3 separate regions of the Mus musculus genome follow, and regions 2 and 3 are each linked to region 1. Evidence: chromatin loops called from intact Hi-C (ENCODE). Cell type or tissue: heart. All regions are shown on one strand.

Region 1 (8,000 bases):
TTCGTGCTGTGCCAATGGTTTTTATGCAGAGCATTTCTGTTCTTTTCTTGAAACAGGACTTCCAGTTAGTGTTGGAAACCCGACCACTGCACCAAAATAACAGAACTACTCAAGTTTCCTTTCTGTGACTGCATGGTTTCGCTCTTTACATGTAGATTACTGAGCCGTGGGGAATTTATCTTTCTATATGATGTGAAACCTGAAGCAAAATTTAATCCTTTTTTCTTTTTTTTTTATGCTTTGGAGTGGTATTTTATTTATTTATTTATTTATTATTATTATTATTATTATTATTATTAAGTATTTTCCTCAATTACATTTCCAATGCTATCCCAAAAGTCCCCCACATCCTCTCTGCCCCCCCCCCCCACTCCCCTACCCACCCATTCCCATTCTTTGGCCCTGGCGTTCCCCTGTACTGGGGCATATAAAGTTTGCCTGACCAATGGGTCTCTCTTTCCAGTGATGGCCGACTAGGCCATCTTTTGGTACATATGCAGCTAGAGTCAAGAGCTCTGGGGTACTGGTTAGTTCATAATGTTGTTCCTCCGATAGGGTTGCAGATCTCTTTAGCTCCTTGGATACTTCCTCTAGCTCCTCCATTGGGGGACCTGTGATCCATCCAATAGCTGACTGTGAGCATCCACTTCTGTGTTTGCTAGGCCCCGGCCTAGTCTCACAAGGGACAGCTATATCACGGTCCTTGCAACAAACGCTTGCTAGTGTATGCAATGGTGTCATCGTTTGGAGGCTAATTATGGGATGGATCCCTGGATATGGCAGTCTCTAGATGGTCCATCCTTTTGTCTCAGCTCCAAACTTTGTCTCTGTAATTAATCCTTTTTTCTAGATGACTAGGCAATTGTCTCGCTATTGTTTATTAAAATCCACTATTGGTCCCCATTTTGAAAGACAGTTATTATAATTTATTTTATTAACAATCTAGGAAGTTTGGGGCCATCAGCAGTTCCAGTGCAATTTCAGATGCAATTGGGAATTCAGGGATTTCAGTGGAACTGTTAGTATAGCGGACCTAGATAAAATACATACGCACTTTTTTTTTTTTTTTTTGGTTTTTCGAGACAAGGTTTCTCTGTGTAGCTCTGGCTGTCCTGGAACTCACTCTGTAGACCAGGCTGGCCTCGAACTCAGAAATTTGCCTGCCTCTGCCTCCCAAGTGCTGGGATTAAAGGCGTGCGCCACCACGCCCGGCACATGCACACTTTCAGTAGCACATGTGAGGGGATCCCTCTAAAACTGACCTGGACCACTCCACATGGCCTTTATCGTCCCTGATGTTAATGCATGTTCTCTCTTTACAATAAACTCGTGGCCATCAGAAGATACTAATTTCACATATTATAGAACACTGTCTTAGTTAGGGTCTCATTGCTGTGAAGAGCCACCATGACCGTGTTAACTCATAAAGAAGAACATTTAATTGGGGGCTGGCTTATAGTTTCTGAGGTTCAATCCATTATCATCACGGTGGGAAGGATGGCAGCAGGCAGGCAGACTTGGGGCTGGAGATGAAGCTAAGATGTCTTACATCTTGGGCTGGTGATATGGCTCAGCGGGCAAGAACACTGACTGCTCTTCCAAAGGTCCCGAGTTCAAATCCCAGCAACCACCTGGTGGTTCACACCCACCCGTAATGAGATCTGACACCCTCTTCTGGTACATTTGAGGACAGCTACAGTGTACTTATTTATAATAATAATAAAGAAATCTTTGGGCCGGAGCAAGTAGGGACTGAGTGAGTGGAGTTGACCAGGGCAAGCAGGGCCGACTGGAACAACCAGAGGTCCTAAAAATTCAATTTCCAACAACCACATCAAGGCTCCATACAGCTACAGTGTACTCATATAAATTTTTTTTTTTCTTTAAAGAGTTCTTACATCTTGATCCACAGGCAGCAGGAGAGACTGAAACACCCTGGCCAGACTTGAGCTTTTAAGATCACCTCCACTGTGACTCGGGCCACACCTACTACAACAAAACCACACTTCTAAAGGAGAGAGAGAGAGAGAGAGAGAGAGAGAGAGAGAGAGAATTCTCAAGTTGATTTTAACTTTTGTTTGAAAATGTAGTTAACCTAGAAGAGCCTGAACAAAGAAGAATGGATGGGGTGGACTCATTCCACTTAGGTCTTCTCTCTCCCTCTCACTCTCTCTCCCTCCCTCCCTCCCTCCCTTTTCCTTCCTTCCTTCCTTCCTTCCTTCCTTCCTTCCCTTTCTTCTCCGAGACAGGGTTTCTCTGTGTAACAGTCCTGGTTGCCCTGGAACTCACTCTGTAGACCAGGCTGGTCTCAAACTCATAGGCACCCACCTGCAGCCAGCATTGAGTCTTACTATGAACTAAAGTTACATTTAAGTGTGTTAATGATTTAAGTATGGACAAATAGTTCCACAACCAGAATAGATAGCGTAGAGATTGTCCCATGCATGTAGGATCAAGAGGCTTCTAAGTTGACAGACAATTAAATGGAGAAATTAAATGAAACTGTTCTGAGCACACAGTGCTGTCTACCAGGATTGCTGTGTCCTGGTTAGTTTTTAATGTCACCTTGACACTAGCTAGTGTCATCTGAGAGGAGGGAACCTCAACCGAGATCAGGCAAACCCATAGAGCGTTTTTATCTTGAATATCATCTGCAGTCATTTGGACAGTAACCTATGTGATTTACTACAGTTATGTATTTCATTGTACACATGTCAATTTGTCATAAGTTGTTGCTTAGATCTTCCTGATGTGGTTTATATTTTAAGCTTTATGTATCCCCTTATTATGGTCACTCAAAAGGGGTTATCAGCTGGATGTGGTAACTCATGTTTATAACTTCAGAACTTGGGGGGGGGGGGTTGAGGCCAACCTAGGCTACAGTGTTAGTTCTAGACCATGTAGGAGTATATACGCAGACCCTGTCACAAACACTAACAAACAAAAGAGGGATTGAAGCAATCGAAATGATAGAGGTAGAACACTCAGTGTCCACAGGCGGCTCCGGTCTTCCCAGCATTTACAGGGAATTTTTGTTTGTTTGCTTTAACATTTACTGCAATTCCACTGACGATTCACAGAGATTCCTGGGAGGAAACCCTGAGACAAGGCCCAGGGCCTGTCAGGAAACTTGCCTTCCAACTCAGGTGGACAAGAACCAAGGGCTTTGTCTATGAGAAGGTGAACAACTGCCCATAATACAGGAAGGGAGGTCCGACCCTAATCCTGCCTTCCTCTCCCCGAGAAACTGCTGACATTTAAGCCACAGCAGCAGAAGAGGCAAAGATAATTGGACAGTGTGCACCTGCCTGTCTGCTCGTACATTACAGGCGGTGAGTTGAGTTTGAGACGAATCCTTTTGTCAGTCGTGGGAAGCTAAGGATCCCCTCTGGGTAAATTGAGGGGACCCTCTCTGAGCATTGTAGCCCAGCTAGATCAAAATTAGGGGAGCAGAAGCCCTTATACTGGGCAGCCTCAGTGAGGATCGTGTCTACCGGAAAGGGTAGCAAGCTAATTCAGGGAATGAAGATGACCAGACTCAGCCGCTGAAAACGGACTGAACTATCGTCCTAGTAGCTCACTGCCGCCACCTCCTGGAGATGTAGGGACTTAGCCGTGCTGTTCAATTAGGTTTTTTTGTTTTGTTTTCTTTTGTTTTGTTTTTTTTAAAATAAATCCCATTGCCATTCTCATAACTGGCAATTAATATTGACACAAACAATAACATTTATCATTTTAAAATATTATATCTGGTGGCTAAAATACTACATTCTTTTTTATTTCATTTTTTAAAGAAAAATAGTTAACTACCCAGGGTCCCATTCTGCTCCCTCAATGTCTGCAGTTTAATACGATTTTTTGTATAAGATAAATTACAAGGAAAAAAGAGCAATATTTCCGCTTACCAGAAACCAGTTACTATAATGTACACTGCAGGTGTTCTATTTGGTGTTGTTTTTTATTTGTTTTGATAAGTTCTTACTCTGTAGCCCAGAAGGGATGCAAACTCTAGGTACTCCTGTCTCAACCTCCTGAAGGCTGGATTACAGGTCTGTGTCACCATTCCCACAGAAAACAAAATCTGGTTGTCGGCTTTGAGTGTGTGTGTGTGTGTGTGTGTGTGCGCGCGCGTGTGCGCATGCACAAGCAATCCCGTTTCAGTGCTGTGTGCATGCTTATGTTTACACATCCACGCATGTGCATGCATATGCACATAAAGACCCAAAGCTGATGTCAGTATCTTCCTCTACTATTCTCCACTGTTTTTACCGAGGCAATGGTCCAGACTGAACCGGCCGGAGCTTGCGGTTCTAGCCAGGCAGCTTCCTCTAGGCAAGCTCGCGCTTTATCCACTGAGCATCTGCCCAACCCTGGTTTCATTTATTTGTAACAGTGTAGTTCAGACTGGCATCAAACTCACTGTGTGGGCCAAGGATAAGCTCAAACTTTTGATTTTGCAGCCTCCACCATGCCCAGCTGTGTATATATATATATATATATATATATATATATATATATATAACCCATTTATAATGATACTAAGAAATAACAAAGATCTAACAATCTAAGAAAAGGTATGAGCCTTCTATACAGGAAACTAAAGTTCTGTGAGCTGAGAGAGAAATTAAAGAACATTTCACCATGACCGAAGCAACTCGAGGAAGAAAGGGTTTATTTGGCTTATGTTTCCATAGCACTGTTCATCATCAAAGGAGGCCAGGACAGGAACTCAGACAAGGCAGGATCCTGGAGGCGGAAGCTGATGCAGAGGCTGTGGGGGGTGCTGCTCACTGGTTTGCTAGTCATGGTCCGTTCAGCCTGCTGTCTGTAGAATCCAGAACCACCAGCCTAGGGATGGAGTAGGGTAAAAGGGCCAAAGGGTGGGGGGGCACTTTGACCCTGACTTGATCCCAAGACCAGGGCCAAGAAACAAGAGCCCACCAATCCCTGAGCACAAAAACCCCATCCCTGAGCATACACACACACACACACACACACACACACACACACACACACACACACACATCTCATTGATCCCTGAACAGGAAACCCCACCAATCCCTGAGCTCAAGACTAGGAACTGAAACCCCACCAATTCTCACCCTGGAAATCTCCCCGCCTCCCCACCCACCCCATCCCCACCCCAAGAAGCCATATATAAAGCTTGAGTTCTGCTCAGTACTTGGTTGCTTCTATCCCCAGTATTGGCAGTCTTCTGGTCTTTTCCTCCCAATAAATCTCTCGTGTGAGGTTTGTTGTGTGGTATGACTGTGGCATTCCTTGGCTTCCTACTGCCAGGATACCTCTCCAAGGAGAGCTATAATACCTTTTGCTTGGTAAACCTCCTCCTGTTGGAAGAGCTGAAACGCTTCTGTAGGGGAAACCTTTCCCTTCAAAGCTACTACAGATGAAACCTTCCATAGTGGGCTGGACCCTTCCGCATTGATCACTAATTAAGAACAAGCTGAACAGCTGAATCTTACGGAGTCATTTTCTCAATGAGGCTCCCTTATCTCTGTTGACTCTAGCTCTGTCAAGTTGACACAGAACCGGCCAGTACACCTGAGCAGGTCTGTAGGGCCCTGACAAAGGAAACTGGTAATCCCGGGTACCTACCACACATGGATTCTAAAGCTGGCTCTGGCTGGGGTCTGTTGTGACACTCCAGGTTCCTAGCATTTCTGAGCTGTAGTTTCACTTAAAAATGGTAACTGACTCTCCTAAAGCCTACCTTAAAATGGTGAAAATTCGGGCTGGTGAGATGGCTCAGTGGTTAAGAGCTCCGACTGCTCTTCCTAAGGTCCCGAGTTCAAATCCCAGCAACCACATGGTGACTCACAATCATCCGTAACAAAATCTGATGCCCTCTTCTGGAGTGACTGAAGACAGCTACGGTGTACTTATGTATAACAAACAAAGAAAGAAAGATTAAAAAAAATGGTGAAAATTCACTGAGAAATGAGAAAGATAAAAAAGAAGGGCTTATGGGGTGGGTTTACATTAAATTTTCCCATTCAGTAATGAGTCCTAAACTGCTCTCTTTCCAATTTTATTGTAATTTTTCCTTTTGGCAAAGCTAAGAGCAGGTAGGAGTTAAACAGAGATTTTAAATTCCTTGTGCTTGGCAAATGTGATCCTGGAATCTGGTTGCTTAACACAGAAAGATTCTGAGTTTGGTAGCAATCTGGGCAACATAGTCAGGACCCATCTCAAAAAACAAACAAAACAAATGAAACAAAACTGAAAAAAAATGTCATCTTTATAAGTAAACTTACAGAGTTAGGGTTAAAAGAGGAAAAAAGATAGACATGACCTTTATGTAAAGTTTTGTTGTAATTTCATGATAATTAAGTTTATCACTAATACTATACTTCTGGTGCTATTTGCCATTACATTTTTTGTGAAAAGTATTTCATATATATAGCAATACCTCAATGGACATTGGAGCTCAAAATTATATTATTTAGTGTGTGTGTGTGTGTGTGTGTGTGTGTGCCTCTGCAACTAACATGGAAGCAAAGGAGGTCAGAGGGTAACGCGAGGGAGTTGGGTCATTCCTTGTGCCGGGGTCACAGGGTCACAGGTCACAGGGATTGAGCTCGGGTTGTCTTCAGGCTTGGCATTTGTCGGCTTGCACTGGCTGTCATGGTGGCCCCATCATGAATAAGGCTTTGTTTGTTTGCTTTTGTTGTTGCTCTGTTTATTTGTTCTTAACATGAATCACAAGGGAGAAAACAGGGGCCAGACTAGGCATGTTGGGAGACACCGCTTGGGGTCACATTAAAGCGCCGTGCTATCTATAAAGGCGATTTCTGTTCTTAAGCATCTTTGCTGTTTGTAGGAGACAGAAATACGCCTCAATGTAAAATATAAGCATAAACATTTAAATTAGTATAATGGCTTATTTCTTTAACCTAGAAAGTTGATGCAGGTGGACTGCTATGAGTTAGAGGCCAGTTTGGGCTACATACTATGTGGTGTCTAATTAGTCCCAGTGGGTTTGGGTGGCGCCTGCCAGGTCTGTAGATGGTTCTCAGTCTTCAGAGAATTGCTCTGGGTGAGGTAGTGGTGGTGGTGGTGGCAGTGGTGGCGACTGCGACCCTGAAATGTTCCATCACTGCAGAGGTTGCTTCTTTTCAAATAGAGAATGCTCGCAAACAAACGGAGAAACCACTGTCTGAAGTCTGCATCTCACGGCAAGGTCCACAGCATTCAGCGTCTAAGGAACGCTGGGAAAAGGAGAAAGAGAAGGAAAGGAGAGAGCGAGAGAGCGAGAGCGAGCGAAAGCAAGCGAGAGAGAGTGAGTGAGAGAGCGAGAGAGAGCGCACAAGTGAGAGCGAGAGCAACTGGGAGGGCCTGAGGCTTTTGCAGTGTCTGCCTCTGTCTGCTGGGCCTCTCTTGAAGTTTGCACAGTCATATCCCTTGGGTGGTTTGAATTCCAGATAAATTGAGGAGCTATGTCTCCATGGTAACAGCAGGGAGAAGAAAATGGGAAAACAAGCTAATATTTATAGCCCATGTCCGCTGATGTTGTGCTGGCTTCGGTCGTTATGCTATCGCAGGGCTAAGGTAGGAACGACATCTGTCTCTCCTGGTGCTTTAGTTCTGTTTTTTTTGCATTCTCCCTCCAGCATGGGTAGTGCTAGTTACAGCGCTTTGCCGCACTGTCCTTCGGCTGTGTCTGGTAAAAGAAACAGATTCCAGAGCCAGCTCCAGCGCTGACCTCACGTGGTTATCCAAAGTCCTCAGTTTCTTCATCTCTGAGTAATGCCTACCTTTACCAGGTTTTGGGAGGATTCAATCAGGTCGTGTCCCCCCCACCCCCCTTGCCCAGAGAGGTGGCCATTGTTATGCATATTGCTGCTGATGCTGCTTAAATGTAATCATTCTTGTTTTGATTGACAGAAAATAACTCAGAGATGTGCATCAGGACAAAGGGTAGGCATGGCGGCACACACCTGCAAACTAGCACCCAGGAGGCAAGGGCAGGACATCAGGGC
Region 2 (8,000 bases), 140 kb after region 1:
ACTAAACATTATAAGGAAAATTATAAATAGTAATTTATAATAGTAAGGCGGTAGGAGGCACATTGCTGGGGAGTAGAGCCTTAAACTGGAGAACAAGTCTCACTGCAACAAGCACGAAGACCTGGTCCCTGACAGAGATAAAGAGTTCAGCGACAGACTACAGGCACTGAGAGCATTTCACAAACTGGAGATTAACACAAAGCATTCATCTTGATAACAGAGTGAGTCCCAAGAAATGGGATCACAAGACAAGATATACAACCAGTATTCCCAGCTTGCTTTCTTTTCATTTTTCTAGATCCAGGGTCTCACTAGCTGGCCTGGTACTTACTATGTAGACTCATGGAGACCATGAGGGGAGCCCGCCCTGCAGGCCAGCATCACCACGCCAGGCTATTTACAATATTCTAATACAAAAGCTCCTTGTCAGGTCTAGGGATGAGAGTACAGATGCCCCGGAGAGGAGAGAGAAGGGCACTGGCACGGGTCCTCTGTGTGAAAGTGCGTCGGCTCACAATCTCAGAGCACAGGCTGCACAGGAAGGAAGAAAGGCCTTGGGGATAAGAGAAAAGGAGATGAAGCCAAGATGGGCGTCAGACAGACTCTAGAGCTGGGAATATAGCTGGTGATCAAGAACTTGTCTGATATGGACCTGGCCCTGAGCTCAGTTCCCAGAATCACAGAACAGCAAGCCACCAAACAGAACCCTGGGTTCTGGGCTCAACATGACCTCATTTCAGAGACTGCATTAGCATCAAGCAAAAAATATCTCACTTTGAAGCAATTACAGCTTACTTAAAAAACTTAGTGGAGTGACTAAAATGAAAACCATCAAATCAACAAAATATACAAGGGCCGAAAAGGATGCAGAACAATCTCACAGGACGCTCACAGAAAAAGGTGTACAGCCACCCTAGAAGTGGCAACGTCTTACACAATCACATTGGAGACAACAATGTAAGTATCTGCCATAAATGAAACCAGTGACGTAAAAACCAACATACGAATATTTGCAACAGTTGTTTCTCCTACCCAAACCTAGGAGTGACTGGACGTCCTTAAGTTGGGGACAGGGAAGCACTAGGTGCTAGGGCAGGGAACTACCAATGCACATCACGGTGTGCTCAGATCTCAAATACATTAGGCTGTGGGGGCGGGGGGCGGCACCCCTGCAAAGGTTACATGGTATGCTTCCACTTAAGACTCTGGGAAAAGTCAAAGCAAAGATGGAAAATAGATCAGTGGGTGGGAAATGAGCCAGAGGGAGCTCTGGAAGACAAGACTCTAAGCCCTATCGACAGTGATGGTTATACATCTATAGCTACGTTGACAGTCTACTGAAACAACACATTTAAAAAACAATTAAAAACTCCTTTACTAGCCGGGCATGCCTTAAATCCCAACACTCGGGAGGCAGAGGCAGGCAGATTTCTGAGTTCGAGGCCAGCCTGGTCTACAAAGTGAGTTCCAGGACAGCCAGGGCTATACAGAGAAACCCTGTCTCAGAAAAAACAAAACAAAACAAAACAAAAAACAAAAAAACCAAAAACAAAAAACCCACCTCTACTTATTCGAGAATTTCTAATGTATTGATTTTTTTTTTCTGGCAACTTTTATGGAACGGTCTACTGGGCTATCTCATCTTTCCAATGCTCAATCTATTAATCATTATTATAAAGGATGTGCCCCCAACTCTTGGACCAACTGAAATTCCTCTGCTAGGAGAAACCAGTGGAAACCTCAATCCAAAGTAATGGCTTTAAAATATCATTTCAGTTTTGGAATGTTTGACCTTTTTGTCCCTCTTGGGCATCTCTCACTTCTCTGACTTGGCTGTCTGTCCCTCCTCCATTTTGAATGGTTGTCTATCCTGTCTGCAGTTTTTCTTTCTGATCTTTCCTGGAGTGGCCTTCAGACCTGACCTCGTGTCTGTTCCTGCAGGTTCACCAGTTAACTATCTGGCATCACTACTGACACTTTTCCACCTTTTCTTTTACTCAGTTGTACTCACTAATATGTTCGGGTCAAGCTTAAACTAATGAACCAATTAAAAGTGGATCGCCTTGTGTCTTCTTTTTACCTGTGATCCTCTGACATCTCAGAGTCCCAAACCGGCCTCCTTTTTTTATACCCACTGACAGGCCAGTGCCTACCTAGCTCTATCCAGGGACCTCAGAGTTAAGTCTGGAGACCAAACTCTCTCTCCTTTCTTCCTCCATCTGGTCTACACAGCTGCTCTGAAAAGAAGCTCTCCTTCCAGGTTCCAGAGCAAACCGGCACCTCCCGAACTCAAGCACAGCTGTCCCAAATGGGCAGGGTAGGAGGAAAAGGACCTCCCTAGGAGAGGGTGTGTTTGTGCTAATTGTGCAACCCAGCTCTTTAATTCTGATTAACAAAGCTTTATCAAGACAAGCCTTCCTGCTCCAACAATACTGTTCTAGCCTCTTGGCTTGACCTTTGGCCTCAACATATCCATCATGCCTAACTGATTTCCCTGAACACTCACTTTGAGCCTTTCACATTTGTCCTGTCAAGAAACTTTAGCTCCTCTCCTGTATGCCTTTATTTCCCCTCCTCCTCCCTCTGACCACACATCACTCCCTGTTGTTTGGCGGTTAAGTGCTAGCTGCAGCAGGTGCTCCGGGATGACCACAGCCAGAGTGGTCCATCCTTCCTCCACTGAACCCTCACGACCCGTACACATTGGCCTGTGGATTTCCTTACTAAACTCAAAGATCATATTCATCAACCTTCCAAACTCCGTCATTTTAATAACCCATGGAAAGTACACATTCTTGGTTAAATTAGTCTAAGCCTCGATGTCTTTAGTTCTTGTACTAACAAGACTTGAGTATGTTTTTTAAAGCTCTTCGAATAATTTGTTTTCAGGTATCATGACACAAGTGTGTGAATTCTTTAGAGACCATGCCAGTGTAAATTTGCGTTTCACACACATACCTAAGCTATGACAACAGCTGACTTCTCTTCAACTTACCAGTGGTTCTCAGGAGAGAACCACTGACTTAGCGAGATGTGAAGTTTGCCCCCTGAAGCAGCAGCAATTCTAGCTTCTAGGATCTGAATTTCAATAGGGAGGGGCTTACGTCACAGCATAAGCACAACCTGAGTGTCTACTTTCTATGCTTATTTGGGGACAACAGAGGCCCTTCTGGCTTAAATAAAGATCACTTTTTACTCTGGAAAATTTCATACAAGATACATGACCACAGTAAGAAAGTCTAAGTCTGGGCTGGAGAGATGGCTCAGTGGTTAAGAGCAGTGACTGCTCTTCTAGAGGTCCCAAGTTCCAATTCCCAGCACCCACATGGTGGCTCACAACCATCTGTAATAGGATCTGATGGCCTCTTCTGGTATATCTGAAGACAGTGACAGTGTACTCATATACATAAAATAAATAAATGTTAAAAAAAAGGGGGAGGGGGGGAGTCTAAGTCTTTCCACCAAGAATCCTGATTTTTAAAAACAACAACAACAAACAAACTCCATTCTAGGTTGTAAGTAATATCTTCCAATAGAATGGCAACAGATCTCACCAAAACATATGGGCATTAATTTATTCCTTGCACATCAGACTTTGGGCATCACAGATTAATCAAAAGCAGCATGAAACTTTAGCTCTGTGGTCTTTTTAAAGGAGGTTGGCAAATGGGATTTGCTCTGTGTAGCTGATTTCCATAGCTTGGAATCATACTAGGTGACACACAGAATTCCAGCTCCTAGTTTTGTGATGTGATGACCTAGGAATTTGCTCAAAATAATATTCTAATAAAAAGGACTTGACATCCTCTAGTGGTGAAACACAAATCTGTTTCTAAGACAACAGCATTTTCTAGTTCTTGCTTCCCTTTGACTATGGACAAGGAAAATACCCCCGTAAACCAAGAGAATGGTTCTACCTCAAGAAAAATGACTTTTTAAAAAATAATATAATTGTAAAAATTATAACATCATCACAACCCTTGAGCAAAAGCTAAACATATCTGCAGAACTGTTTTCTGAATGTTGCATTGATATAGTACCCTTTAAATACATACTATGCTGCCAAAGTTCACTCTATTTGAGTCCTATACATACACAAACATAGGCCTTTAATCTTGAACATATCACAGGTATTGTTTCTGTAATAACCCGAGATTTTAACCTCAAGTCTTGAAATACAGCCTTAGCACAAGGACATAATTTAAGAACCACTCAAGGTTGGATTCTACCTCAAAGTAATTATATACAAAAGGAATACAAAGGGAATGCGTCAGGAAAGAAGTTGCTGTTTGTGGCTGAGAAAGAGGACACACAGGGAATCTGGGACTTAGGAGGCTGAGGTGGCGAGCTCGGCAGGAGGACTCCAGGAATACATGGCAAGATCCCCATCTCAAGCAAAAAAGACAAAGGAAAAAAAAAGTGGCATTTTGAGGTGGTAACTCTTACTTCTTGGTGGCAATAAAACACAGGCTTAGGTACCCCTCTCATTCAATAAATTCCATATAAACCTATGATTTAAAAATAATAAATTGGGGGGCCGGAGAGATGGCATAGCATTTAAGAGCACTGACTGCTCTTCCAGAGGTCCTGAGTTCAATTCCCAGCAACCACATGGTGGCTCACAACCATCTGTAATGGGATCTGATGCCCTCTTCTGGTGTGTCTGAAGACAGCTGCAGTGTACTCATATGAATAAACATAAATAAATAAATAAATCTTTAAAAAATAAATTGGAGTGTTTGAATGTGTATAATGTGAAATGTGAGTATAAAACTGAAGTTCTACATTCAGATAAAAGTCACAGGTTTTACACGTATAGAGCATAAGTTGTCAACATTCAAACAACCTGTGTTCTCTCAAAATAGGGTCGCCTGGATTTTAAACAATACATTTCCAAGTCAGGGAGACAGCTCTGAAGGTTAAGAAGCCTGCAGGTAAAGAGGTCTGCGGACCCGAGGCCAGTCACTAGGACCTACACAGCGTAAAGAGAACCGATTCCCACAGGTTGTTCTCCAGCTCCCCCCACACAAATACACAAAATAAATGTAGTTAAAATATGCTAAGAGCCAAGCATAATGGCTTACTCTACTGGTATTTCCACTAGAGGTAGAAGAATTTTGAGTTTGAGGTGAAGTCTGGGATAAATCAGAGTTAAAGCCTAGTATGTACCTAAATATGGAGACTGTCTCAAAAAAACCAAACTAAACCAAAAGCACACTTTACATTTCCTTTCTTTAGCATCCACCGGCACAGGTGTTGTTGAATACTAAAAGCAAAAATAGAAAAATGGGGGAAAATACATGACCAGAAATATATAATATACACACACCTATGTATTTATGTGTTGGTCATATATGAAACATGTTTATTTGAACTTTAAATTTCAAGGCAAAGATGTGGAGGAAATGTAATAGCCAATAAATTCTACTATTAATGAAGAGCGTATTTCAGGCTGGTGGATGAGTTAATGTTTAGGTAAAGGCACTTGTTGCCAAACCTAAGTTTCGGTCTGAGAATCCACTCTTAACAAGTTACCTTCTGATCTCCCACACGCATACAACGCACACACACACACCCATACACACACACACACACACAACAAAGTAAATAAATATAAAATTTAAGAAGACTTAAGAACACATGGTTGATTTTGCATCCAGTTAAGACACATGAATCGTTCATTCCTTAACACGATCGGGCACGGGATATACTCCAGTTGCAAGTTCGTTTATGTCTGAACAAGTACCAATGCAGATCTACAAAGCATTCAAGGACAAACCAATGCCTATTAAATCACTAACTTTTTACCTCCAGAAGCTGTTACTTATCTGTGTCTTATTCACAACTAAGAATGCCCTGGGCTGGGCAGCCGGTAGAGCTTCCAGCTCATTAAGCTCCCTAAACAATTACTCAGGCATCGCCTCTACACCCAGACCAAAATAACGATCACCGATCTTTCAAACGCAGAAGACAAAAATCAACCACCTTTCAGGATGTAGCGGGACATGGAAATAAATTCAGGACACTGTCAATCTTAACCTCAGGTGGAAATCGTTAGAGTTTAGGTACATTCGCAGATACATACTGGAAAACACTAAGCTCTACGGGTCTTGCGTGTTAAAAATAAGCACGCCCTCTAAATGTTGTGGTGGGGGTGGGAGGTGGAGCGAGTTTTGCATTTAGAAAACAATCACTTCTGGTTGTGGGTGTACAGAAGCAGTAACAGCTTGCAACTGCGGGGTCTGCAACTTAACATTTCTTTAAAATAACAAGGCGCCTCCCGCCCCCACGCCAAGGGTAGGAAGGTACGAGAACGGCTTACTTGGCCAAGGATTAGAACAGGGGGTTAAGAGGGAGGGTATGATGCGCAATACAGTTCCGGACAACGAAGAACAAAATCACGAGGGGGTGTGGGGGGACTTGGCTTCATGTTAAGGCGAGATGGATACGAGTGCGAAGACCTTCCGAGGCTGTGAGCTATGTCCCTGCGTGTCCCCGGTGGCTGTGCTGGAGGCAGATTGTCAACAGCGAGCCCCGGAGGCAGAGCCAAGGCTCCAGCTCTGGCTTTAGAGCCACAGGAAGAGTCGGGCTCCGTGCTCTGAGTGAAGGCCGAGTGCCGAGGTCCGGAGCCGGTCAGCCGCTCACCGCTCAGCCATCCGCCGGGCGCCTCGGCTCGGGCCCCGCTCGTCCGCCCCGCTCCCCTGGCCGCCCTGGGCGCCCCCGCCGCTCGGAGGCTCAGACTCTCACTCTTCCCGGGACCCCCGACAGCCCCCGGCGCGCCCCAGCCGCTCGGCGGCTCAGATTCTCACGGTTCCCCGACCTCCCCGGCGCGCCCCCGACCACCCCGCGCGCCCCCGACCTCCCTCCCGCGCGCCCAGGCCTGCTTCCACCTGTTGTGGCCCGCGGGCGCTCGGCGGTCGACAGTAGCGCGGACCCCGAGGGGTCGCTGGCTCCGGGGATCGCGACCCCCACCCACTCCCGCGACCCCCGCGACCCCCCTCCCGTCCGGATCGCGCCGTCACCTGGGTCGCTGTGCGTAGCGCCGTCGCCGCCCCTGTGGCCGTCGCCGCCAGCTCCCTGCTCCGCCATGGTGCTCCGATGACGCGCCGGGAGAGCCGCTCCGCCCTCTCTCCCTCGGCTTCGCTCCCGCCGGGCCCCCGCCCCCGGGGCCCGCGGCCCAGACAGGTGAGCGGCGGCCTGCGCGGGCGTGGGGCGGGGACGGCGAGCGCTGGCCCGACGCCGCCGGGGCTCGGCGCGCCCCCTGGCGGGCAGGTGCGGCGTCGCAGGCGCCCCGACGGACGAGGTCGGAGCTAGTGTCCCAGGCGGCGGGTCCTAGCCACCGCCGCGCCCGAGCGAGCGAGCGCGACGAGCGGCCACCCGCAGCCCCGGTGCGGCGGCGGCGGCGGCGTTCGAGCGCTCTGTTCCCCTTTGAACTCTGAAGCCGCCAGGTCACCGTGCGGACTGGAGTTCGTGGCGACAGTCGCCCAAGGAGCCGATGCCACGTGGAGAGCTGAAGTACACCGGCTGAGCTCCGCGCCGCGATCCCAACTCCGCCTGTGTTTTGGGAAACCTTCGCCGGTGACCCTAGCTTTTCCGTGTCTGATGGTCCAGCACGCACGTTAGTGAATCCTCTAGTGACTGGCGTGGCGTTTCTTTTTCTTCGTTTCCGATTAGTAAACTGTCTTGTGACTATCTTGTTCAGAGGGACCAGAGGCGTGGGGTAGGCAGCTTTAAAAAGAAACATTAGCGACTGAGAAACACATTTTCTGCCGGAGCGGGCAAAATAAACGATAAGCAACAAACTGCTGAGGGGGTGGTTAAGTAACCTACAGAAATGGAAACTGAAGAAGAGAGCAGCCTGCTGATTCCGCCTGCTCACACAGAGAGGCACGTGCATAACAGATCCAAAGGAGCTCTTTATCCTTTGAAACCCCACATAATGTACCGGAGACAGAAAAGTGTCAGAACACAATCCTTATTTACAAGAGCTGTCACTCTAA
Region 3 (8,000 bases), 640 kb before region 1:
GAGAGTCTGTACTTCAACGTATGGAGTTGGGGAGGCTACATCATTAAGTGAAAGGTTAGCAAAGATGGAAGAGTGGGACGACCATGATCTTGGCCAGCCTAAACCGGGTGGAAAGCGTGGGTTAGCTGGAACACAGTGGCACAGCTCATTCCTTTTAAAGTTATCTGAAACAAAGGCAGGGCTTCCCTGAGCCTCGCCATTCCAGACTTGATAGATGATTATGAGACAAGTAATTCCCAGTAAAAACCATGTGCTTGAATTTGACACCAAAGTTCCTTTCAAAACATTTTAGGATAATTTCAAACCCCTCTCCTCTTGTCACTTAGGTGACTAGTTGAGATATAAATTCTTCTGAGACGTTCTTTTCTCTTTTGTTTTGGGGAGGGGTGGGTGAACCCAGGTTATTGCATGTGCTATGGGATCTGTAAGGAATGAGATGTAAACAACATAAGGAAACTATACCATGGGTGAATGTAACCATGGAAATCAAGCCTAGAGTGTGTGCGTTTGTATGATAAAATTGAAGTAAGGTAAATAAATGCCCAATGAAGTAATGTGTGAACGCCTTAGCTATGATTGGCTAAGTGTAGCTTAAATATCCCAGTCTGGCCACCGCAACTCACTCGCTCCCAAGTCCACCAACCAGGACACCCATCGGTGAACAAGCCCTCATCGTGGACTGAGCTCCAGCTGAACCCGAATGCAGAAGGACACGTCGAGAACCTCACCTGACATGCCACCATCAAGCCAGGCTAACAACATCGGGCCAGACCATCTGAGGCTCCCTCCCGCCTCTGTCCTCAATCCCGATTCGCTGACAGAATCACTCTGCCATTGAGATAATAATGCAGATTTTCCATATGTTCATTTGAGACAGGGTCTCACAGGCATGTGTGAGGTTCGTGCAGTAACTAAAGAAGGCCTTGAAGCTGTGATCCTCCTGCTTCAGCATCCAAAGCAGATTGGATTTCAGGTCTGTTCTACTAGGCAAAGTTTTTTTATCTTGTTTTTATGTTTCTGTGCCACCCTGGCATCTTCTGCCACAGACACCCATCAGCACGCTCCATGTATGTGAGGACTATTGATAGCCTTCCTAGTCATGACCAATGACCAGCTCTTATAGAAAGACAACTCTAGCTTACTCTATTTTGCCATCTAAGACTTTTACACGGGAGTCATATGCTTGGCTGACATTCACAGAACACTTTGCCTAGTAGAACAGGCCTGGAAAAAAAGAAAAGAAAAGAAAAGAAAAGAAAAGAAAAGAAAAGAAAAGAAAAGAAAAGAAAAGAAAAGAAAAGAAAAAAAATATCACCTCACTGTGGAAGCTGCAGTGTGTCTGGTGCATCACACAGGATACCTGTTTGCCCAGACAGCTTTACTTGTGAATCGCAAGGAATCATTGGTGTGGCTCTGGGCCTCTGGCTTCTGCTACAACTATCAACTACTTAAATTGTTGAATTAATCAAACATGGGGCTTCTGGGCTAGTTATTGTCTACCATTCCACTCCCCATGCAAATCCTTTCTCTCTGCTCCAAGAGGCTCTCTGCTCCACTGTGGTCGTCACCTTTCCAGATTTCCTTCCCCTTTGTCTATTGGGTGAGCCAGCTGGGGTCATGGCGCAGCCTGGAAAGGCAGGAGAGAGAGAGAGAGAGTGGTGTTGTGGAATCCATCTTTCCCAACTTGTGCACAGTTCCAGCAACGGCTGTGTTCCTCAACAGCTGGAGCTTATCCTGGGTCATCCTCTCACTGGTGCTCGGCCTTAGCAGCAGTCTCTTCATTTGCTCTTCATGGTCCATGGACTGGTAGTGGAGTCTTTCTCGCCAAGCTCTGTGTTCTGTGATCTTCACCTATCCTGTTGGTAAACCTAAATCTCTCATTAAATTTCAAAGAAATAGGAGGCCCTTTTTTTCTTTCCCTTTCTTCCTTCCTTCCTTTTTCTTTCTTTCTCTCTCTCTCTCTCACTCTCTCTCTCTTTCTTTCTCTCTTCCTCTTTCTTTCTTTCTTTCTTTCTTTCTTTCTTTCTTTCTTTCTTTCCTTCCTTCCTTCCTTCCTTCCTTCCTTTCTTTCTTTCTTTCATTCTTTCTGTTTTTGAGTATGCCATCTTTTAATTCTGACCCAGACAGCTATTTTCAAAAGAGATGAAGCACAGATTATTGGCTTTAATAAAGCCACTTTAAAGCTTTTATACGAAGATACTTACTGAAGCATCACAGTTAACAGCAAGCTGAAAACAACTTATATACAAATGTCACATCAAAATGATAAACCATTTTCATCTCCAAAGTGAGACATAGAAAGAGTAGAAAACATGGGACTAGAAGAAACAATCTCAACATGAGACACACCTTTATTGCAACCATGTAAAATTGCAAGTGTATTTGGATGAGGGTTAGACCAAATATGGAGATAATTGTGTTTGGGTATAGATTGCCTGATTTTTTAAAAAAATTAAAAGTTAATTTAAGTAAAATTTAACTCTTTAAGTGCTTCATTATCATCAGTATTATGATATAAGTATTGCGCTTAATATATATCAAGATAAATGCTCCAAGCAATGGAGAAAAAATAGTAAATATTAATATTCTTCCTCTTACATGCTTAATTATAAACCCAGACATAACTGACCTGGCTTTCAAGTTGAGCTACAAGCTTTGTATTCTGGAAATATTATTTTATGGCTAATCTTTGATAATAATCAAAGCATATGCTCTTAAAGCTAGCTTTAGAATGAACTGTAAGTAAAGGAGAGTGTGTTAGCTTGTATTCAGCTTTATTCGATGCCTTGGCTCTGAGCTTTGCAATGGGCATTCGGTAGCCTCTAGTTTTATGTGCTTGTTTTTCAGAATATCCAAGTTTCATATTTTAGTTAATATGTTCAAAGTCATAAAGTCATGTTAGCGTTCAAGGAGACAAACTAAGAGGAAAAAAATTGTTTAGCAGAGCCTTAGGTTGATTTTAGATTCTAGATTTTAGATTAGTAAAAAGAAAGTTAATGCCTCTGATGACTAAGGAAGTGCTTTTGTGATGTGCACGCTCTTCTGTAGCATTCTGAAAATGGTGTTCCAGAACACACGAACATAGTGACATTCAGTGAAACACAGCGACAGAAATCCAAGCAATGATGCCAACGCTACCACAGCTTAGATATGGTTGCTGGACATTTCCATTCAGTCCACTTTTAGGTTTTCTCCTTGTCCAATAGGAAAGCACTCAGATTCATTTTTTGCAAGAATAGACATTCCTAAGTTGAGATGGGAGTTTGGCTCTTAGGCAGACACTACCACTGAATCCCCATATCACAAAGAAAACCTGTCGGAACTCTATTCCTGAAATGCTTTATTATGGACTGCTAGCAAATTACCCCACAAGAGGTCACCAAAGCTCTAGTCTTTTGTGCGTGCTTTTCTGAATTTTGTCCTTCCTTCCATCCAACTGAGACAGATAATACGTGTCTTGGTTCTTGTTTTCTTTTGGTTTTTGTGAGACAGGGTCTTGTCTTGTAGCCCAAGCTGTCTTCAAATTCAGAGCAGTCCTGATGTTCCCGTTCTTCCAAGTGCTGAGAGTGTAGGCATGAGACTCCATGCCAAACTTTGTTTTCTACCTCAGAGAAGCGATGGAGAATCCTGGTTTATTTTGGACCAAATCAGCTTATAGAAGACTGTAGCTCTCTAGGCCAAGTCTATACCATGGGTTTCAGAGAAGTTCTTATTACAGCGTACTGTTTTTATATTTTATTTTGGGGATTTTAATTACAACATCTCACCTCTCCCTTCCCTCTAAAGCCTCCCATTCCTCTCCCTGCATCCCTTCAATGTCTCTTTGTTCACTAATTGCTATTGCATGCATATAAATACATGTACATATACATATAATCTTAACATCCTTGCCTAGTAAGATTGCAGGTGCATGTCCTGCCAGCAAGTGTCACAGTGACATCTTCCTTATGGTCTCATTTGTGGGGGCAGAGGCTGCAGGTGGAGACTTTTCTGACACCATACCTCCAGTCTCTAAATAAGAATCATTAATTTAAAATACTGTGATGTAAACATATATACAAAGAAAGGTTGTATTGTTGTGAGTTGAGGATTTAAACAACCTTATAATCTGTTTCATAGGAATGGCATTAAAAAATTAAAAATATTTGGGCTGGAAGGATAAAATATCTATAAAAATGTCAACACTGTGAATTCAGAGGCTGTTAAGCAGGATGATTTCTAAGGTTCCTTCTAGCTGGGAGATGCAAGGATTCTATTTAAATTCTCATGGTTTTGAGCTGTAGAACATTCATTTTCATTTCAGTGAGGTCTCTTTAGGTGGGGTCTTTTGTGTTTTGAATAGTTGTCTTATTCAAAACACTACAGTTTGAAATTAAAAGTTGCTCCATTTAAGATTTATTTTCTGGGGCTGGTGAGATGGCTCAGTGGGTAAGAGCACCCAACTACTCTTCCAAAGGTCCGGAGTTCAAATCCCAGCAACCACATGGTGGCTCACAACCATCCGTAATGAGATATGATGCCCTCTTCTTGAGTGTCTGAAGACAGCTACAGTCTACTTACATATAATAAATAATAAATAAATCTTAAAAAAAGATTTATTTTCTGTAGTTACCAAGATTTTGCGTTATGCTTTTAACAATAGTTATCCATTTTTTAAAATCTCTAACATCTTTTTTGATGAACATAAAGTTCAAAAATGCAAGCATAATTATGTCCCCTATTTCTTTCTGGAGAAAGAAATCATTTTAAAAGCCATGATCATAAACTATAATGCCCAAATGAATACTAAAATTCATTTCTATTTGACTTTGGTCATCTCTCAGTGGGAAAAAAAAAAGGAAAGAGGAAATAGGCTAGCCAGGAAAGTGGGGCATGAGGTGCCTCTAGTGCAGTAGTTCTCAACCTATGAGCTGCAACCCCAACAGGGGTTACACATCAGATATCCTGTATATCAGATGTTTGCATTACAATTCATAAGGGCAGTAAAATTACAGTTATGAAGCAACAACGAAAACAACTTTATGGTTGGGGGGGTCACCTCAATATGTGGAACTGTGTTAAAGGGTCGCAGCATTAGGAGAGTTGAGAAACACTGCCAAAGTGGATCAGAAGGTAAATCGCATATCCAGAATTTGAAGGAATCGAAATAAGCCATTTTAATGCCACTATAATCTGCTCTACCATCCTGGGCTAGTTTAGCTGAGGAAGCACACTGGCTATCTTCAGTTTTCTCATACTAAGCCCTGTGTGGGCACATCCAGAGGACATTTCGAGTACCCCTGGGCTACAAATAACACATCATAGGTCATCAGCTTCTAACCAGGTTTAGGAGGGTATGAGGACTGCATTCATGTCTCTCTCACTTACTTTTGGCCGGCACTGAATTCTGTCCTCAAGACTGAGGTTTGTCTTGCTCTTATGCTAAGCTCACTGAACATCTGAGGGAAAGAAGGAGCAAGAATCCAGACAAGCAACGCTGAGGCCTGCTTGTGTTCTCTTGGGGTTTCATAATTCAGACATCTGATTGCATCTTACAGTTGATGGCATTGCACAGACAGTGTCTGAGTGGCAGTCTTAAGTAATTTGATCTGTGTGAGTGCAGACCTGCTCAGAGCTCTTGATACCATCAAAACAACACTTGTTTTATGAATTGTAGTAAATGTTCTCTCTTTTTTTTGCCATCAAAACACATTTAAACATCACAGTATAATTCAACATTAGAATTAAAAGTCATCAGGCTAAAACCAGTGAAGTGGGGAGTATTATTATGTCAGCAAGACAGACACTTATCGTGGGGATGATAACCCACATTTCCTATTTTCTTTCGAATTAGTGAACAGTTTTATGAATCCTTGGAAAATAAAATACAGATTGGATAAGTTGTGTGGGATGCTGTGAATGAGATATATGTAAAAGAATTATTCCTCCCTCTGTTGCAACACATGAGACCTTTGGCCAGAAACATCAGCATCTTTTAAGGATTTGGTGGGAATAGGATCACAGGCTGCACATCACGCTTTCAAAACCAAAACCTGTACTTTATTAAGGCGCAGGGGTGATTCACAGCATGTGGCCCACAAGCAAATGATCCACAATTGTATGATCTACATGCATGTGGTCCATAACATATGATCCATAGCATGTGGTTCACAGCATATGATTCACAGTATATGATGCATAATCATGTGATCCACAACATATAATCCATAGAATGTTATCTACAACCATATGATCCATAATCATGTAATCCACGGTATGTGATCCACAGCATGTGATTCACTGCATGTGATCCACAGTATATGATCCGATTTGCAGTATGTGATCCACGAGCATATGATTCGCAGCCATGTGATCCATATCATGTGATCGGTAACCATGTGATCCATAGCATGTGATCCATAAGCAAATGATCCACAATCATATGATCTATAAGCATGTGATCCACAACATATGATCCGATTTACAATATGCGATCCACAAGCATATGACTCACAGTCATGTGATCCACATCATGTGATCTATAAAAATGTGTTCCATAGTATGTGATCTACAAGCTCCTAACAGCCTGAGAGAATGTCCTACAGTGACAGTGTCTTGATGAAAAAACAAATTGATACTAGTTAAGTAAGAAGTGCTAACAGGACCTCAGGCTCTTGCGTGTGTTACATAATTATACTAAAACAACTCCTTTTTATGTATTAAATGACAGTTCCAAGTAATATGACTCAATTACAATTTTGTCGGACTCTTCTTTTTAAACCCCTCAGTGTTTAGTAAACTAACTGCGTGGTTTGTGGATTCTGTTGTCTCAGACTTGAGGGAAAGCAGTATTGCGCAGTGTACTAAGTGTTACAGTAACAAGATGTGTGCCTCTCACACTGGGGAAGGTTTGCTATTTTAAGCAAATGTTAGCAGATGAGGATGGACTGGAGGAAGGTATGATACAGGGAAAGAGCACTCTAGAAAGGTCGAGTCACTTTCGATGACAAAAACATCAAGTCTGCTTGTCAAGAAATGGTGGCTGGAAGTCAAGTAATTATTTTCCGGGGGTGGATGGGGTGGGAAGACATGTTTTGTTGTGTTGTAGCGATGATGAGAAGAAAGCACCTCTAAAACTCTAGGAGGATTTGATGCCCACAGTTCTCTCCTTCCAGTGGGAGAACTGAGCTTGGGATCAATGTTTTGTAGAATTAGATTCTTGGATTGTGTGAATGAGGCCAGCTTCCACTTGAAGAATGAAAGCCTTTTAAGCATTTTATTATTGCCCAAAACTATGCTTGAATTCCACACACAGAAATTTCAAGTTCCCTGCATGGAGAGATGCCTGAGCGCGTGTATGCTTCTCTCTCCGTCTCTTTCTTTCTCTGTCTTGGTCTCTCTCTTTCTCTTTGTCTCTCTGTCTCTGTGTTTCTATGTCTGGGTCTCTGTGTCTGTCTGTCTGTCTCTGTTATTTTAAATAAGCTACACAGTCTATGGTCACACCACGGTACTATTGTATATCTTATTCATAGCAATAAGCTTAGCTTGAGAGGAGTTGTAAGTGATAGGTGGTCAGCCAAGGACAGGAACTTCAACACGAAGAATGTCTCAAACTAGACAAAACAAAACATTGTCCAACACATTTCCTTGCTGAACAAAGCCAGTATCCTGGGCAGGCATGATGGAGAAATGGAGGATGTATCTCCACAATTACTTTGTAAGTTCTTCAACTCATCAACACCTTTGGTAGCTTGTAACTCTCTCATTCTAGCATAAGAGACCACTTTTCTGGCACCATGTGGCTATAAAAGACAGATTCTCAACATTCACACTCAATCACAGGGCAGGTAATTTCCAGGGAAGGACCAAGGTGGTACTACTCCTGGCTTACAAATGCTGGCAGGGCTTGTGAGGTCTACTTATCTTGTCTGGTAACCCAATGGCTTGCTAATGGTATAGAAAATCAGCAGATCCTTGTTTGAGCTGCGATGGACAACTCAAGTGGTAAGAGCTAGGGAGTC

What was found. A loop is a pair of places that touch in the nucleus more often than their neighbours do. Peaks named below come from ENCODE experiments on the same cell type or tissue, not always from the same donor. Only the 100,000 strongest peaks of a DNase experiment are listed, where the experiment ranks them.
Region 2: it touches region 1 in a loop (2.2-fold over the local background); 8 of 42 quality-filtered maps call a loop at or near these places.
Region 3: a loop joins it to region 1, with 2.2 times the contacts of the local background. A loop is called at or near these places in 2 of 42 quality-filtered maps.

Annotation. Positions count from the first base shown.
Region 1 is chr10:20,286,144-20,294,143 of GRCm38, reverse strand. Gm48249 (a long non-coding RNA gene) reads left to right here and starts at 7,485. Exons shown (of 3, transcript XR_003948991.1): 1 at 7,485-7,569. It also overlaps the pseudogene Gm30285. In heart, a CTCF peak has its summit at 3,597 (motif pointing left); a DNase peak (open chromatin) is centred at 3,523; H3K4me3 peaks cover 414 bases; H3K27ac peaks cover 1,806 bases.
Region 2 is chr10:20,148,103-20,156,102 of GRCm38, reverse strand. It overlaps a transcript of Map7 not described here. Among named protein-coding and RNA genes, the nearest start is that of Map7, 19 kb to the left of the region's middle. In heart, CTCF peaks have their summits at 3,815 and 7,310 (motif pointing left); DNase peaks (open chromatin) are centred at 6,742 and 7,042; H3K4me3 peaks cover 2,468 bases; H3K27ac peaks cover 1,517 bases; H3K27me3 peaks cover 844 bases.
Region 3 is chr10:20,923,492-20,931,491 of GRCm38, reverse strand. No RefSeq gene overlaps it. Among named protein-coding and RNA genes, the nearest start is that of Ahi1, 25 kb to the left of the region's middle. In heart, a CTCF peak has its summit at 3,364 (motif pointing right); no DNase peak of the experiment used is centred here.